3 separate regions of the Homo sapiens genome follow, and all the other regions are linked to region 1. Evidence: chromatin loops called from intact Hi-C (ENCODE). Cell type or tissue: CD14-positive monocyte. All regions are shown on one strand. Region 1 overlaps LOC107986163 (a long non-coding RNA gene). Region 2 overlaps EPHB3 (EPH receptor B3). Region 3 overlaps LINC02069 (long intergenic non-protein coding RNA 2069).

Evidence for each region. Peaks named below come from ENCODE experiments on the same cell type or tissue, not always from the same donor. Only the 100,000 strongest peaks of a DNase experiment are listed, where the experiment ranks them.
Region 2: it touches region 1 in a loop (2.0-fold over the local background); 25 of 110 quality-filtered maps call a loop at or near these places.
Region 3: a loop joins it to region 1, with 1.9 times the contacts of the local background. A loop is called at or near these places in 48 of 110 quality-filtered maps.

What each region holds. Positions count from the first base shown.
Region 1 is chr3:184,714,932-184,719,931 of GRCh38, forward strand. LOC107986163 (a long non-coding RNA gene) reads left to right here. Exons shown (of 5, transcript NR_160768.1): 2 at 100-1,243. Among named protein-coding and RNA genes, the nearest start is that of MAGEF1, 5.4 kb to the left of the region's middle. In CD14-positive monocyte, no CTCF peak of the experiment used is centred here; a DNase peak (open chromatin) is centred at 2,040; H3K4me3 peaks cover 595 bases; H3K27ac peaks cover 890 bases.
Region 2 is chr3:184,581,889-184,586,888 of GRCh38, forward strand. It overlaps EPHB3 (EPH receptor B3), which reads left to right. Exons shown (of 16, transcript NM_004443.4): 16 at 1-520. Among named protein-coding and RNA genes, the nearest start is that of EPHB3, 23 kb to the left of the region's middle. RefSeq lists enhancers at 344-910, 930-1,446, 1,447-1,962, 1,963-2,478. In CD14-positive monocyte, a CTCF peak has its summit at 2,272; no DNase peak of the experiment used is centred here; H3K4me3 peaks cover 2,148 bases; H3K27ac peaks cover 230 bases; H3K27me3 peaks cover 1,132 bases.
Region 3 is chr3:184,763,541-184,768,540 of GRCh38, forward strand. LINC02069 (long intergenic non-protein coding RNA 2069) reads right to left here. Exons shown (of 3, transcript NR_110043.1): 2 at 1,780-1,929. Among named protein-coding and RNA genes, the nearest start is that of LINC02069, 7.1 kb to the right of the region's middle. In CD14-positive monocyte, no CTCF peak of the experiment used is centred here; DNase peaks (open chromatin) are centred at 2,441 and 4,991; H3K4me3 peaks cover 1,118 bases; H3K27ac peaks cover 758 bases.

The sequences.
Region 1 (5,000 bases):
TCTTGATTTGGATGTAGGTATACATTTGTCAAAACTTGTGAAACTGTACGCTTAATAGCTATGCATTTCTTTTCTTTTCTTTTCTTTTCTTTGCGACAGGGTCTCACTCTGTTACCCAGGCTGGAGTGGTGCAATGGCACAATCTCAGCTCACTGCAACCCCTGCCACTGCAACCCTTGCCTCCAGGTTCAAGTGCTTCTCTTGCCTCAGCCTTCCAAGTAGCTGGGATTACAGGCACCTGCCACCACACCTGGCTGATTTTTGTATTTTTAACAGAGACGGGGTTTCACCATGTTGGCCAAGCTGGTCTCAAACTCCTGACCTCAAGTGATCTGCCTGCCTCAGCCTCCCAAAATGCTGGGATTACAGGTGTAAGCCACCATGCCCAGCCAGGTATGCATTTCATAGTGTATGAATCATACCTCAAAATTTATAAAAATAAAAAAGGATTTTAAAAAATGAACAGCCCTTTAGGTATGGGAGGAGGCGAGGAGTAAGAAAGGTGAATGGACTCTGCATTACCACTTGCCGATCGCTAGATGTTACCATGTTACAGTGGAAGGAATGCAAACAATAATTTTTCCCATTTTTTTTTTTGTTATGTCCACCATGTAACCGGACACACAGAATTTTTTTTTTTTTTTTTTTTTTTTTTTGAGACGAAGTCTCACTCTGTCGCCCAGGCTGGAGTGCAGTGGCGCATCTCGGCTCACTGCAAGCTCCGTCTCCCACGTTCACGCCATTCTCCTGCCTCAGCCTCCCGAGTAGCTGGGACTACAGGCGTCTGCCACCATGCAGCTAATTTTTTGTATTTTTTTTTTTAGTAGAGATGGGGTTTCACCGTGTTAGCCAGGATGGTCACGATCTCCTGACCTCGTGATCCGCCTGCCTCGGCCTCCCAAAGTGCTGGGATTACCGGCATGAGCCACCATTTCCGGCAACAGGCAGACTTTTAACACATTCCTTACCTAAACTTTTAAAAGGGACAAAAGATATATGCCTTTGGTTTGGGAGATGACGAAACATATGCTTTAATGACTATTGGGTTGGAATCTTCTTGAGAGAGGATCCTTCTTAGCCTAGACTAGAGTCTTCAAAAGCCCACAGTGCTTCGTAAAGTTTCATACGTGGAAGAGAGAAGGATGTTCCACTGGAAAAGCAGAATTGCAGCTGAGCTGTCCTGAAATGCCCAGCACTCTGTGGAGACGCGGAGGAGGTTTCCTGGGACAAAGTGCTGAACCAGGTCAGTACTCGCCCATTCTGTGACCTTGCACAGGGTGCTGAACCTCTCTGAGCCACCTTTTCCTCATCTTTAGGCCCCAACAACCCTTGCTTTGCCCATCCTTACAGAGTTATTTTGAAGTTCAATCAAGATTATACATGTAAATATGCGTTTAAAGTGCTCCACCATTAAGAAATAAATATAAAATGTTACAGACCCTTTTCTAAAAGAGATATGGTGGAAAAATCCCAGTAATGAGGGTGACTGGCCTCTTAGACAGACATTTCGGAATAGCTTACACATTCCTCATTGAAAAAACTGTCTGGCCAAAAAAGATTAAATAAAGAAATGTCAAGTACTGACACTCCATTTGAGGCCAGTGAATACTTTGGTGCAGAGCCAGGGTTATCTTGTTGGATTCCTTCTAAACTTGGCAATAGAGTCCTCCAAACTCTTGAATGCCTTCTTCACACAGGTGCTCAGTAACATGTCACCCCAGATCTGATGGTCTCCAGGCTGCGTGGGTGCTTGTGTCTTCCCTATTTCTCCTGACAGTCTTGACAGCCGTGCAGCTGATCTGGCTCCAAACAGGGATCAGAGGAAGAGCTCTGTCCCTATCCCTAGGCCGGGACAAATTGAAGCTGGTTTTGTCAGAGCAGAATGGGCAGAGTGTGAGGCTTTGGGTCCCGTCTATGGGGCTGGGATTGAGGCAGGATGGCCAGGCGAATGATTCGATCTGACTTGGGTAATGAAAATTGTTTGTTACTTTTTGAAGAGTAATTGTGTAAGCAACAGTACTTCTGTGTTTGGCTGCCAGTGACTCACCAGTGTCTGTAATATAACACCAAACCCAGAGGAGGAGCAGACCCTGGCCAGCGGGGGAGGGGGAATGGCAGGGGGCAGAGGGCCCCCTACTCATTCATCCCCTTCTCCCTCTTCCACTGTCCCACCCCCTCTCTAAACCTCGAAGGAGAGTTGGCGAGAAGGCATTTGCCACCTGGACACAATGAGGCCCAGTGCAAGGGGCGGGCGAGAGCCTGGCCAGGAGCCAGGGCCCTGGTCTGAATGGCTGTTGCCAAGGGGCTGCCAACAGCCCATCTCAATCCCCAAGAGGCTGGGCAAGGGCGGGGGGCCCAACCCCCACCTCGAAGGCCCACCTCACGCCATTCGCAGGCCGTGATCAGAATGTGCAGGACGCAGGGGCTTTGAGCGGCTGAACAGAGCCGTTTCCCCTCTGCTGGCCGCCAGTTTGCTTGGATTACAGCGGCCTCTCTGGAGCCCCTTTGTGGGCTGCTTGTTATTCCGCACGCACAGAGCACTGTGCATTCATCTTTATTAGTTCTAATTGCTTCCCCATTCTAATGGGATCTTGATATTCCCATACAATTGAAAGGAAATGTATTCATTAAAATAATTCTTCTCCTAACTGCCGCTTCAAGCTGCTCCTCTAAGTGACATTGTCTCTCTAACCACAGCCTGCTGAGGCCTCTTATTAAGACTCTAGTCAAAAGCCAACTTTGGGCAGCAAACTTTCCTTGCAGGAGTTTCCAGACACTGAAGAGAGGGTGCTTTTTAATCGGCTCACACACAGAAGTTGGAGGCCAGCTGGTGTAATTGGGGGTGCTGCTCCGGGTGGATGGAGGGAGAAGGGCTCGCCTCCAGCTCTGCCTCCTTTAACAATGACCCCTTTCTGCACACCAACCAGCTCATTTGGAGAGGGCTTCTCCCTCTGTCATGTGTGTGAAACTTCTTGTTTATGCCACAAGCAGTTACTAGGTGTGTTTTAAGCACAAGGCGCTGAGTAAGGTGCTATGGGAAGTGTGGAGACAGGGCTGCAGATTCAAGGCGTTTATGATCTTGGTGGGTGGCTCCCAACTCCAAGTCCCTAGAGTTAGGTATGAGAGGAAAGGCTGGCAGCGCTCTCAATGTTCAGAAAGCTTACTAGGATCAAGAACTGAGAAAAGCAGGCTATTATTTCATAAATGTGTTTGATTTAATAACCAAAATCTTTCAAGCTGTGGGACCATGGGGGTAATACAAGAAGCTTTTTGGGACATTGGGAACCACTGATCTAGTTAGGGGAAATAAGCTGTTGTAAAAAGAACGACTACGTAAATGTCTGCTCTTGACATCAGTGGTATCAATAAAGTGTTGTGGGAATTTGGAGGGGTGGAAGGGAGTATACGCTGGGCACTGCAAAATTGCTTGAACCTTATTTAATCCCTAGAACAGCCCTTTGAGGGAAGCATAACTATTCCCCATTTTACAAATGAAATCTGAGAGAAGTTAGGTAATGTTTCCACTGTCAATAGTTGGAGACAGGATGAACACCAGCCTTCTGATTCCAAAACACAGGCTATTTTCACGGCATCTCTCACATCGTATCTGTCTTGGGCGATCAGAGGTTTCCTGTGAGAGGTGGTGTTTGATCCCCCTTGAGGCCTTTAGGAATAGTGGGTTGTCAACAGGCAGGGAGTGTGGTCCCAAAGGAAGCAAAAACACACACAGGGACTGGGAAGAAGCTGGCATATCAGGAAATGACAAGAGTCCAGGTGGCCCAGACACTGGAGTGTGTGCAGAGGTGGAGGAGGAGAAAAGCAGAAAGGTTTGTGAAGGCCAAATTTTAAAGAGCCTTGCTTGTCAGGAGTTTGGACTTTATCCTGTAGATAATTCTCCAAGGAGGATACTTGAAGCCTCCAGATAAATACAGTATTTCTTTCGGGAACATCAGTTTTCCTTGAGGTGAATAATTTTAAACATCTTCATATTAAAAGAAATTCAGATATATCATGGAGTAGAATGCAAAATTCTCATGAATTTTTAAGAGAAAACAGGAGACTTCAAAGAGAGTTTGGGTGTGCTGGCAGGAGCTTCAGGCTCTGCAGCACCCTGGGGGAGCATAAGGCATTTCTTTTGTCTACTGTTGGTGCGCTTCAGTGGTAAAGATTGAGAAGCGCTGATTTTACACAAACTGTTTTGATCCCAGGAATAAAATCGATAGCTGTATTTCAAGATGGGAGGCAGGGGCCTGGAAGATAGTTTGGGCAGGGCGGGGATTGAGGGCAAGAGGCCAGTTAGGAGGCTGTTGCAATAAACTCTCCAGAGACATAAAGGGCCTGGGGGCTGCCTGGGTCTCAGAGCTCACCTCTTTGCCCTGGCACTTTTGGAGGGGGCTGCCTGAGAGACACCCACCTTGTAGCTGCTCCTTTATTTTATTTTATTATGTTTGGAGATGGAGTTTCACTCTTGTCGCCCAGACTGGAGTGCAATGGCACCATCTCAGCTCACTGCAACCTCCACCTCCTGGGTTCAAGTGATTCTCCTGCCTCAGCCTCCCAAGTAGCTGGGACTACAGGCGTGTGCCACCATGCCCAACTAATTTTTGTATTTTTAGTAGAGACGAGGTTTCGCCATATTGGTCAGGCTGGTCTTAAACTCGTGACCTCAGGTGATCTGCCTATCTCAGCCTCCCAAAGTGCTGGGATTAGAAGCATGAGCCACCAAGCCCGGCAGCTCCTTTCTTTTAACAAACTCGGCAGTAACACTAAGATGGCCAAGGAGGTTGTAGCAGAAGCAGTGAAAGGAGGTTCTGGGCCAGGAACAAGTTTTGCAGATAACCTTCGTGCCCTGGCCTCTTCATCAACGATGCTGCCCTCCAACCACCTTCTGGCCCAACAGGTCTGTTAACTTACCTGCTGGAAGGTGAGTGGCTGGACCAGCGATTCTTGAGGACCACTGCCTTGTTGCTGCATCCAGCCTTCACACACTGGTGGGCAGT
Region 2 (5,000 bases), 130 kb before region 1:
CAGGGGATCCCCACAACCTCACACTTGTCTGTTCTTCAGTGCTGGAGGTCCTGGCAGGGTCAGGCTGGGGTAAGCCGGGGTTCCACAGGGCCCAGCCCTGGCAGGGGTCTGGCCCCCCAGGTAGGCGGAGAGCAGTCCCTCCCTCAGGAACTGGAGGAGGGGACTCCAGGAATGGGGAAATGTGACACCACCATCCTGAAGCCAGCTTGCACCTCCAGTTTGCACAGGGATTTGTTCTGGGGGCTGAGGGCCCTGTCCCCACCCCCGCCCTTGGTGCTGTCATAAAAGGGCAGGCAGGGGCAGGCTGAGGAGTTGCCCTTTGCCCCCCAGAGACTGACTCTCAGAGCCAGAGATGGGATGTGTGAGTGTGTGTGTGTGTGTGTGTGTGTGCGCGCGCGCGCGCGTGTGTGTGTGCACGCACTGGCCTGCACAGAGAGCATGGGTGAGCGTGTAAAAGCTTGGCCCTGTGCCCTACAATGGGGCCAGCTGGGCCGACAGCAGAATAAAGGCAATAAGATGATTCTCTTGCCCCTTCTTATTCCTCCTCCCAAAGCAAGATTCCCTGATTCAGAGTTCACAGTCCCTGGCTGCCAACCCTTCGCAACTCCCTGGAGGCATTGGGAAACCAGATCTGGGCCCATCCAGGCTCAGTTTCCCCTTTGTGCTTGGCCCTCACTGCTTTGAACACCTAACGCACTTCTTGGAAGTGGGTCAGTGGCAACGGAGAGCTAACTACCCCAGAGCTCCTTCCTTCTAAGGCAGAGACCTTCCTGGGGTGGGGGCAGGCTCTTGTGTCTGGATGGTGTTTTACTGAGTCGGTTCCCAGCCTTTGTCTTTAAGGGAGCTGAGGGTAGAGGGGGTTGATCAGTTCCCAGGGTCACATGACCAAGGACAAAGGGAAGGAGAGCCACTGGTGTTCAGAGGCTGAGGCCCGGAAGTTCGGCTGCTCCTCACTGAGGCTTCCTATGCCCAGGCGCTGGGCTAAATGCTCCATTTATACACGGATCTTATTTAATCTCACAACAACCCAGCCAGGCAAGGAAGTATTTTTAACTGCTTTTTACAGAAGAGGAAAAGGAGAGGTTAAGTAACTTGCCCAAAGTCGCTGAGCCAGTAAGTGAGGCCCGCGGCTGTGATTCCCACCCAGAGACTGCCTGCATACTTGAAAGGTTCAGAGGATAAATAACAAGAACCGGGGAGAGGGTTAGGAAAACAGCTTCTGGAAATGTCAAAGGAGAAAGCGTGGTGGGGGGCCCTCAGAGGCCCTTCGGACGCAGGAACAGGCGGGGGAGGGGGGAAGTGCAGTCATGTTCCCAGTATCGGGAGGCATCCTTGGGCAGCAAAGCTTTGTGCTTTCCGAGAGACCTGCATACCCTGGGTAGGGTCCCTGGGTAGGCACAGAGGCATGGACAGACACCACGCCATGTAGATGAGAGGTTCACGTGTCGCGGCCCCACACCTCTCCCTGGACGCGTCCAGGCAGCGCAGAGCTTCCCAGGGGAAATCTAAGCGAGAGGCTGCACCTAGGGGTCTGCGGAGCCGCAGGCCTGGAAGCATGCGACCGTGATTTCAGGCTCTGGGGTGAAGGCCCAGGGAGGCCGCGCGGAGGAGGCCGCGGGCGAAGGTTGCAGGGTCTGCTGCGTGGCGCACTCCCGGCCGCGGAAGCCGACGGCGATCGGAGGAGCCTGGGAGCGGCCCTGGCAGCGGCCCTGGCACAGCTGGCGGCGGCGCGGGCTCCTCAGGCCGCCCCCGTCCTTCACCGCGCGCTCCCGCGCTGGGGCTGCTCGGCGGCGCCCGCTCCTTAGTATTCCCCCCACGGAGCCCAGCCGCGCCGCCGCAGCCGGCCCGGGGGAGGGGCGCCCCGCACGGCTAAGCTCTCTGCGTCCCCGGGGCGGACGCGGGGAGGGGAGGGGAAGGGACGCAGCCTCTCCGCCGAGGCCTCCTTCCTCCCCTAGTGGGGGGGAGGGGCTGTGCGGGGGCAGGGGCGGGCGATGCGGGGGCCCAAGGTGGCCCTTGGACTAGGCGCCGGAGCTGTCAACGGGGCGAGGTGTGGCGGGCGGCCGGGGGAGGGGACGCGGTGCCGAGTGGCCTCCTGCACAGCCGCTCAGCATTCCCCGGCTGCAGGCGCAAATAAAGCGGAGGGGGCGCGCGGAGCTCCTGCTCAAGGGTCCACTTCCTACTCTCGAAGCTAGGGAATGGGGAGGGATCCGTGGCCCGGGAGTCCTGCGAAGCCTTCCTCGCCATCCTGTGCCATCGCCCTGACCTTTATAGCGGGAGTCTGGGTGGAGGGCGCGGAGATGCTGGGGTGGGGGCTCCACTCGCATAGGTGTGACATCGCCCTCTACTGGGTCCGCAGGGAGGGCAAGATCGTGGTCGTTTAGCGCCAAGGCGGGAGGGGCCCTGGAAACCACACGATCAGGGGAACTCTTGGACTGTGCGCCCCAGGTCGAGGATCTCGAGGGATGTCTTGAGCCCAGAGGTCCGGGGGAAGTAAGGTACTCTGTCGGCTGTGCCTTGTGCAGCCACCACGCATACCTCGCTCCTCCTGTATCCAGGTATCCTCGCCTGCATGCGTGCCCTCTCCTGCCACTTGCCCACGGAAACAGCTGACAGGCACACTTCACTGACCCAAGCTACAGCACAGCACAGCCCTTACTCCCTCACTCACGGTCATTCGTCCTCAGTCACTTGACCCTCTAGGCCCCACCTTCCAAGCCCACACGCCCTAAGAGTCTCCCATGGCAGAACGGGTAGGGGAAGGGATGCAGAGAGGGAAGAAAAGCCATCCCCTTCCTGGAAGGCGCCTCCCGCCCCCAGCGCACTTCCTACCGGAACCGCTTCACCTAACTAACCTGTGTCTCACTGGAAAGGGCTGGGAGGAGTCCTCAGAACCCCCAGCAGGATTGCAAGGAGGGAGGGCTATGATTAAAGCAGAGGAAGAGACAGAAGAGAGAGGGCGCCTCAGGAGTTGTCTGGCTCTTCTGGGGACAGATAAGGAGTGAGAGGGAATGAGATTTTAGTAGGCCTAGTGTTGGTTACTTTCACACTTCCTGGGGGCAGAAAATTAGATCTCCCAAGTTAGGGCTAAAAGGAAGTCGGTGGGAGTGAGGGGTTGTTGAGGCTTAGGAAGGGGCTGCTCCCCCTTGATTCCCTCATTCCACTTGCCCCATGGGGGCAGTTATAGCCCCAAAGGAACCACTTCTTGCCCTCACTATGCCTGAGCTCAGAGAGTAGGAACAGCTAGGGAGCAAAGGTGCTTTAGTCTGTGCTCAGCCCCTGAGCACAGGGAGAGGTGCCCAGGACAGCAGGTGAGGGAGAGGGACCTGGATAGCAGTCCTTAGACCTAAGCCTGAGTGGCCAGACCTTGGATTATAACCCAGAAAATGTGGGTAGTGCCATGGGAAGGGCTGCCTATTTATGTACGGGCAGACCGGGGTTCAAAGCCCATCTCTTTTGTTTCTATACCTCTCTGCCTCAATGCCCTCGGTTATAAAAAGGTCTAGTTATCATTTCTATATCATGAGATTGTTAAATCAGTAAATACATGTAAAGTATGTGCCAGGATTGTAGTAAGTGCTCAAAAATGTTAGCTATTTTTTATTTGTATGAAGTTTGAAGAAAATATAGAAGCAAATAGGAAAATGCTGAACAGTGCTTGGCACATAGCAGGGATGGAATAAACCAAGGCACTAGGAGAAATCCACCAACTCCATTCAGGTCTCTCTGGAAGGGAAGAGGGTGAGGAAGCTAAAGGGGCAGAGAAAGAGGTCCCACCCACGGGGCTCCTGGACGTTTTGCTGCAGGCCTAGCCCGGGCCCTGGATCAGTTCTTGGGGTAGGGCTGCTGGGGCCTGGATGGTTTCAAGGCCACGGGAATGTGGCACATTGCTGAGAGGGCAAGTGTGGCTCAAGCCTTCTGGCTTTTTCTCAGCACACTGATCCTGGGCCCGCTTGGGGAAATGGAACTGTTTCCCTCCAATAGTCATTCTTCAAGTGTGTACTAGAGAACTCTTGTGTGCCAGGCACTGTGCTGGGCACTGGGGATACTGCGATGAGCAAGAACATAGAAGATCAATGCTTCAAAGAGCTTCAAGTCTAATAGGGAACAGGGATGTGATTCAAATATACATGCAGATAATTGTATCTAATTACAGGTCGAGGTAAATGTTACAGAAACCAAGTTGAGTGTTGTGGAACTAAATCACAGTTCTAGGGACCTCAGCTAGTCTTGGGCAGGGCTGGGGGCTCTCTGACCCTTTATTTGATGCCCAGCAGAGGGAGCTGGGACCTCCCCCCCCATTACCCTCCAGGTCCTTTTAACCTTTTAGTCTCTGACCCTGAGCATATCTTCATTCACTCCCCAACTCATTCATTCATTTATTCAACATACTTTCACTGGGGAGTTCTATAGACCAGGTCCAGTGTAAGGAGCTGGGGATAATGGGGATAAACCAGCTTACAGCCCCCACTCCCTGGAGGTGTGCACAGCTGAGAGGGTCCCTGATATATAAACCAATGAATGCAATGTGGTAAGTGCCACAGGGTAAGTTCTATACCTGGGTAAGCATTCCAAGTGCTGTAAGGAAGGGACCTAGGCCAAAATACTGTCAAAAAGGGCTCCGAGAAGTTGATTCTTTTTTTTTTTTTTTTCACTCTTTGAGATGAAGTCTTGCTCTGTCACCCAGGCTGGAGTGCAATGGCGCAATCGCAGCTCACTGCAACCTCTGCCTCCCGGGTTCAAGCAATTCTCCTCCCTCAGCCTCCCAAGTGGCCTGGATTACAGGGGCCTGCCACTGCGCCTGGCTAATTTTTTTGTATTTTTAGTAGAGACAGAGTTTCGCCATGTTGGCCAAGCTGGTCTCGAACTCCTGACCTCAAGTGATCCGCCTGCCTTGGCCTCCCAAAGTGCCGGGATTACAGGCGTGAGCCACTGAACCCAATTCTTGAATTCAATCTTGGTGGCTCTGTTGCAGTTAGCAAGAAGAGAGAAGGGAGTGGTAT
Region 3 (5,000 bases), 49 kb after region 1:
CAGGAAGCACCAACATGACAAGGAAAAAAGGCAACTGTGGAGGAAGGCAATACAGCAGAAAGCAGTCACAGAGGCCTCTCAAAAACAGACCTTAAGGCCAGGTGTGGTGGCTCATGCCTGTAATCCCAGCGCTTTGGGAGGCCAAGGCAGGTGGATCATGAGGTCAAGAGATCAAGACCATCCTGGACAACATGGTGAAACTCTGTCTCTACTGAAATACAAAAAAATTAGCTGGGCGTGGTGATGCGTGCCTGTAGTCCCAGCTACTCAGGAGGCTGAGGCAGGGGAATCGCTTGAACCCAGGAGGTGGAGGTTGCAGTGAGTCGAGATCACGTCACTGCACTCCAGCCTGGTGACAAAGCGAGACTCCATCTCAAACAAAAACAAAAACAAAAACAAAAACAAAAAACAGACCTTCAGCTCAATCTTGGCAGAAGGAGCCAGTACAGAAATAGTGCTTATTTAGTGGCAAGCACTGTGCTAAACACTTTGTTAATACATTTAACTCTTAAAACAAGGCTATGAGATGGGCCCTATTAGCCACAAATACAGATGGGGAAGTGAAGGCCCAGAAGGGTTAATAACCTGCCCAAGAGCACACATGGCTGGCTATTAGTAAACCTGGGGTTTGAACCCAGACAGTCTAGTTCCGGAGTCTATGGCCACTACACCAAGGAGGGAAAGTGTGGCTAAGGATGGCCTTCAACTGGTAGAAGTCAACATCAGTCAGCCTGGTGGGCTTGAGTTTGGGGGTGTGATCAGAGTCTGGTTGGAGGGACTGTCCCAGACCAGCTCCGTGCCTCTGTCTAGAAAGTCCAGAGGCATTCAGGAAGAGTGCAACAGCCAAGCTGTGGGCTGCCGGAAGATCGTGATCCCCACACATTGTCCTGGTCTTGTGATTTGCTTTTTGGGGGAAGAAGGAACTTTGTACCAGAATACTAAGAGATACTTTAAACCTATGTTCAAGAGAATTCTCCCTACTTTGGAACTTTGGGTCTGGCTTCCTGGGATTCCCCCAACATCTCCCCTAACCACTCCAGAGCAGCCTCCAGTCGCCACCACCACCACCACCCTCAAGCCAGAAGTCATTTTTTTTTTTTTTTGAGACGGAGTCTCACTCTGTTGCCCAGGCTGGATTGCAATGGCGCGATCTTGGCTCACTGCAACCTCTGCCTCTCGGGTTCAAGGAATTCTCCTGCTTCAGCTTGCCGAGTAGCTGGGATCATAGGTGCCTGCCACCACGCCTGGCTAATTTTTTGTATTTTTAGTAGAGACAGGGTTTCACCATGTTGGCCAGGCTGGTCTCGAACCCCTGACCTCAGGTGATCTACCTGCCTTGGCCTCCCAAAGTTCTGGAATTACAGGTGTGAGCCACCGCGCCTGACCCAGAAATCATCTTAAAACATTCCCTCAACAACCCTTTACCTTGATACAACACCTCATAGTCACCAAAGCATTCTTACATCCTCAGCCCATGGGTTCCTCCTCCCCACATCAGCCCTGGAAGGCAGGCAGCTCAGAGATTATTAAACCATTTTACAGATGAGGAAAATGAGACAAGCTTAGTGATGTTTGCAAGCCACATGGTTGGTGAGTCACGTTGGCTGCACTGTTAGATTTCAAGGCAGTGAGACCAGAAGGTAGCCTCGTATGGGGAGGGGTGGGATCTGGGTTGAGGCAGCCAAGGATTTGCATGAATTGGATGAGAGATCCCAGCTCCTCTGTGTCCAGAAAGTTTCACCTTGAGTCACCTGCCTTTCCCTCCCCGGGACACCGCACCTTCCCAACAGAGCAGTGTTGAGTCAGCTCCCCTTTTTCTGCCTCTCCGAGGTACTCTCAGCCATGCCCTCCTTCTGGCTTTCGTAGGATCTGACTCAAGATCCACTTTAGGCAGGCAGTATCTGTGGAACCTTCTCGTGTAGGGCCCACCTGTAAACAAGAGGAGGTGTTTGGAAATTATTCATGAAAGAAGAACACCATGAACAGCATTTGACCTCTTCAGAGAAAAGAGATATGCAAGTTTATAGCGGTAGTGGCGATAGTAATATCCAATGACATAACAACTTCAACAATTACACTTGCATTTCTTCCAAAGAGCTTTAAGCATTTTCGAGTTTATTGGGCTATTTGATCTCATAAAAGTCCCACAAATGGGTAGTGCTGGTTATTATTATCATTTTATAGATGAGAAAACTGAGGCCCGGAAATATGTCAGTGATTGCCCAAGACCTCGCAGCGAGGGAGGAGGGAGGTAGGGCTGAGTCTGTTTCTTCACGTCTCCAGGTGTTTCGTGTGTGGGACTCCCTCTTGGTGTCTGAATTCCTGTGAAGTAAGGTGTGGACAGAGGAGGTGGCTGGTGGCAGGCTCAGAGGATTTTTCTGCACATGGTCACTGAGAGACAGTGAGTCAGGCACCCTTATTTTGAGTTCGGTTTCCTCTTTCACTTCCCCAAACAATTTCTGGAGATGGAGTTCACTTGGCACCCGTTCTCAGATGATGAGCTGGGGGTATGTGCACAGCTGCCCCTGAAGGTTTTCGTGGTAGTGGTGATCTGGAAGGGGTGGATGCTCACATTCTTATCCTGAGACTCCTCCTGTTCTCCTGGTCTACCAATCCCCTCTCCAGGAGGGGGGTCCTTGCTAGCTCTGTCTGTTACCACGGCCTCCTCACTGTTTTTCTGACCTCAGTATCTTTCCTTTTTTTTTTTTTTTTTTTTTTTTTTTGAGATGGAGTCTTGCTCTGTCTCCCAGGATGGAGTGCAGCACCGTGATCTCGGCTCACTAGAACTTCTGCCTCCTGGGTTCAAGCGATTCTCCTAGCTCAGCCTCCCGAATAGCTGGGACTACAGGTGTGTGCCACCACTCTCAGTTACCTTTTCTATTTTTAGTAGAGACAAGGTTTTGTCATGTTGGCCAGGCTGGTCTCGAACTCCTCACCTCATATGATCCACCCACCTTGGCCTCCCAAAGTGCTGGGATTACAGGCATGAGGCACCGCGTCTGGCCTGACCTCAGTATCTTTTTCATTCAATCATCTCCATGACTGACCTTCCAAAAGCTCTCCCTCCACCTCTCAGAAATTGTCAGTAGAATCTCATTACTTCTGGCCTCAGCTTGGCACTCAAGGCCCCACCCAGTCAAGTCACAAACTACCTTCCCACCCTTGGCTCCTCCCTCTCATCCTCCTCTTGAAGCTTTATCTTCAGTTAGACTGGAGGATTTGCCTAGACATGCTTTGTGTTTTCCCAACTCCACAGTTCCCTTGGCTTGGAAAGCCACTCCCACCCCTCTGCCTGCTGGATTTCTATGCAGCCTTCAAAGCCCATGACAAATGTCACCTCTCTCATGAAGCCCTCCTTGATTCCATCATTGGAAAATGAGCTTCTCCCTCCTGGGATGTCTCACAGCACCTGGCATACAGGTCTCCACACAAGCAGTTCTCTGTGTGTTGTGGCAGTGGTGTCAAGATTTGGATGTTTGTGAAACTACAAAGACTGCAGGATTCGGCAATACCACTTGTGGGCATGTGTGTGCGTGTGTGTGTCTGTACGTGTGTGTGTGTGTGCGTGTGTGTGTGTTGGTATGAGGAGTGAGCACAGCTACATAAACAATTGTATGTCAGAAAGGGATGAGACACTTACTAGGTTTAGAGTGTGTCAATCACTTCAGTTCTGCCAATGAACAGAGAGCCAGATGTCTCTCTCCAAGGATAGAGAACACTCACAATAAAGACTATAAACACACTTGGGGGAAGAAAGAATGGAGAGAGGGAGGAAATGAACAAGTATGTATGGCTCATTTACTATAGTCCAGGCGCTGCGTTGGAGAGGAAATTTCATGTGAGCAGTGTGCTCACTTAACCCTCACCGTAGCCGAGAGGTAGGAATCTGCCCCTGTTTTGTGGTTGAGTACTGCTTTGGGCCAGGTTCTCAAAACGCAGGCTCTGGGTGTGCGGGGTAACTGGGAGCACTCATGGGCTGTCGGCATGCAGGGTAACTGGGAGCACTCACGGAGCAGCCCCGCTGGGGAGTCATGAAGGCAGGCTGGCACAGGAAAGGCTGAACGGCAGCGAGGCTGGTGTGCTGAAGCTTGGGTGGCCCTTTTAAGATGTGCCCCCATTGAGGCGATGGGATCCTTGTGCCCTCTGGGAGGGGGAAACCCAGGCAAGACGGCTCCCTTCAGCCAAGGGTGGTTCCTGGGGGGGACAGCACCCACTACACGTACACTGTGGATTAGAGAAACGCGTGCCCCCGCCACATGCAGACTGTCAGCAAGTGGAAGGGGCAGGGATGGAACTCCCTTCCACTAAGGGGGCTTCACCAGATTCTCCTGTTTCAAGGAGAAATAGAGTTTGGAAACCTCTCATTTTATAAACGAGGACACTGAGGCACAAAGCAGGGTGGTTGGTGCCTTGCCTAAAGTCATACAGATTTCATGTAACAAATTGTGCTGGTTAGGTAGGGGAGGATGCAGAGCTCACAGCACAGGTGAATACCTCCATCGCAAAGGCTGAACCAAATGCCCCGTTAAATCAGGAGACCTGCCTCTTTCAGCTTTGTTTTCTGAAGAAATCCCTTCCCAGGGGTTGAAGCCCTCAGGCTGTGTCCCGAGGCCTGGTGTGGCCTTCAGTCCATCTCCAGAAGACAGCATAGGCCAGGCGCGGTGTTTCACGCCTGTAAGCCCAACACTTTGGGAGGCTGAGGAGGATCACCTGAGATCAGGAGTTCGAGACCAGCCTGGCCAACATGGTGAATCCCCGTCTGTGCTAAAAATACAAAAATTAGCTGGGCGTGTTGGCGGGTGCCTGTAATCCCAGCTATTTGGGAGGCTGAGGCAGGAGAATCGCTTGAACTCGGGAAGCGTGGGTTACAGTGAGCTAAGATCACACCACTGCACTCCAGCCTGGGCGACAAGAGCAAAACTCCATCTCAAAAAAAAAAGAAGAAGAAGAAGAAGTCAGCCTGGTCACTCTTTGCCCATTGTGCACTGTCAGCTATGAGC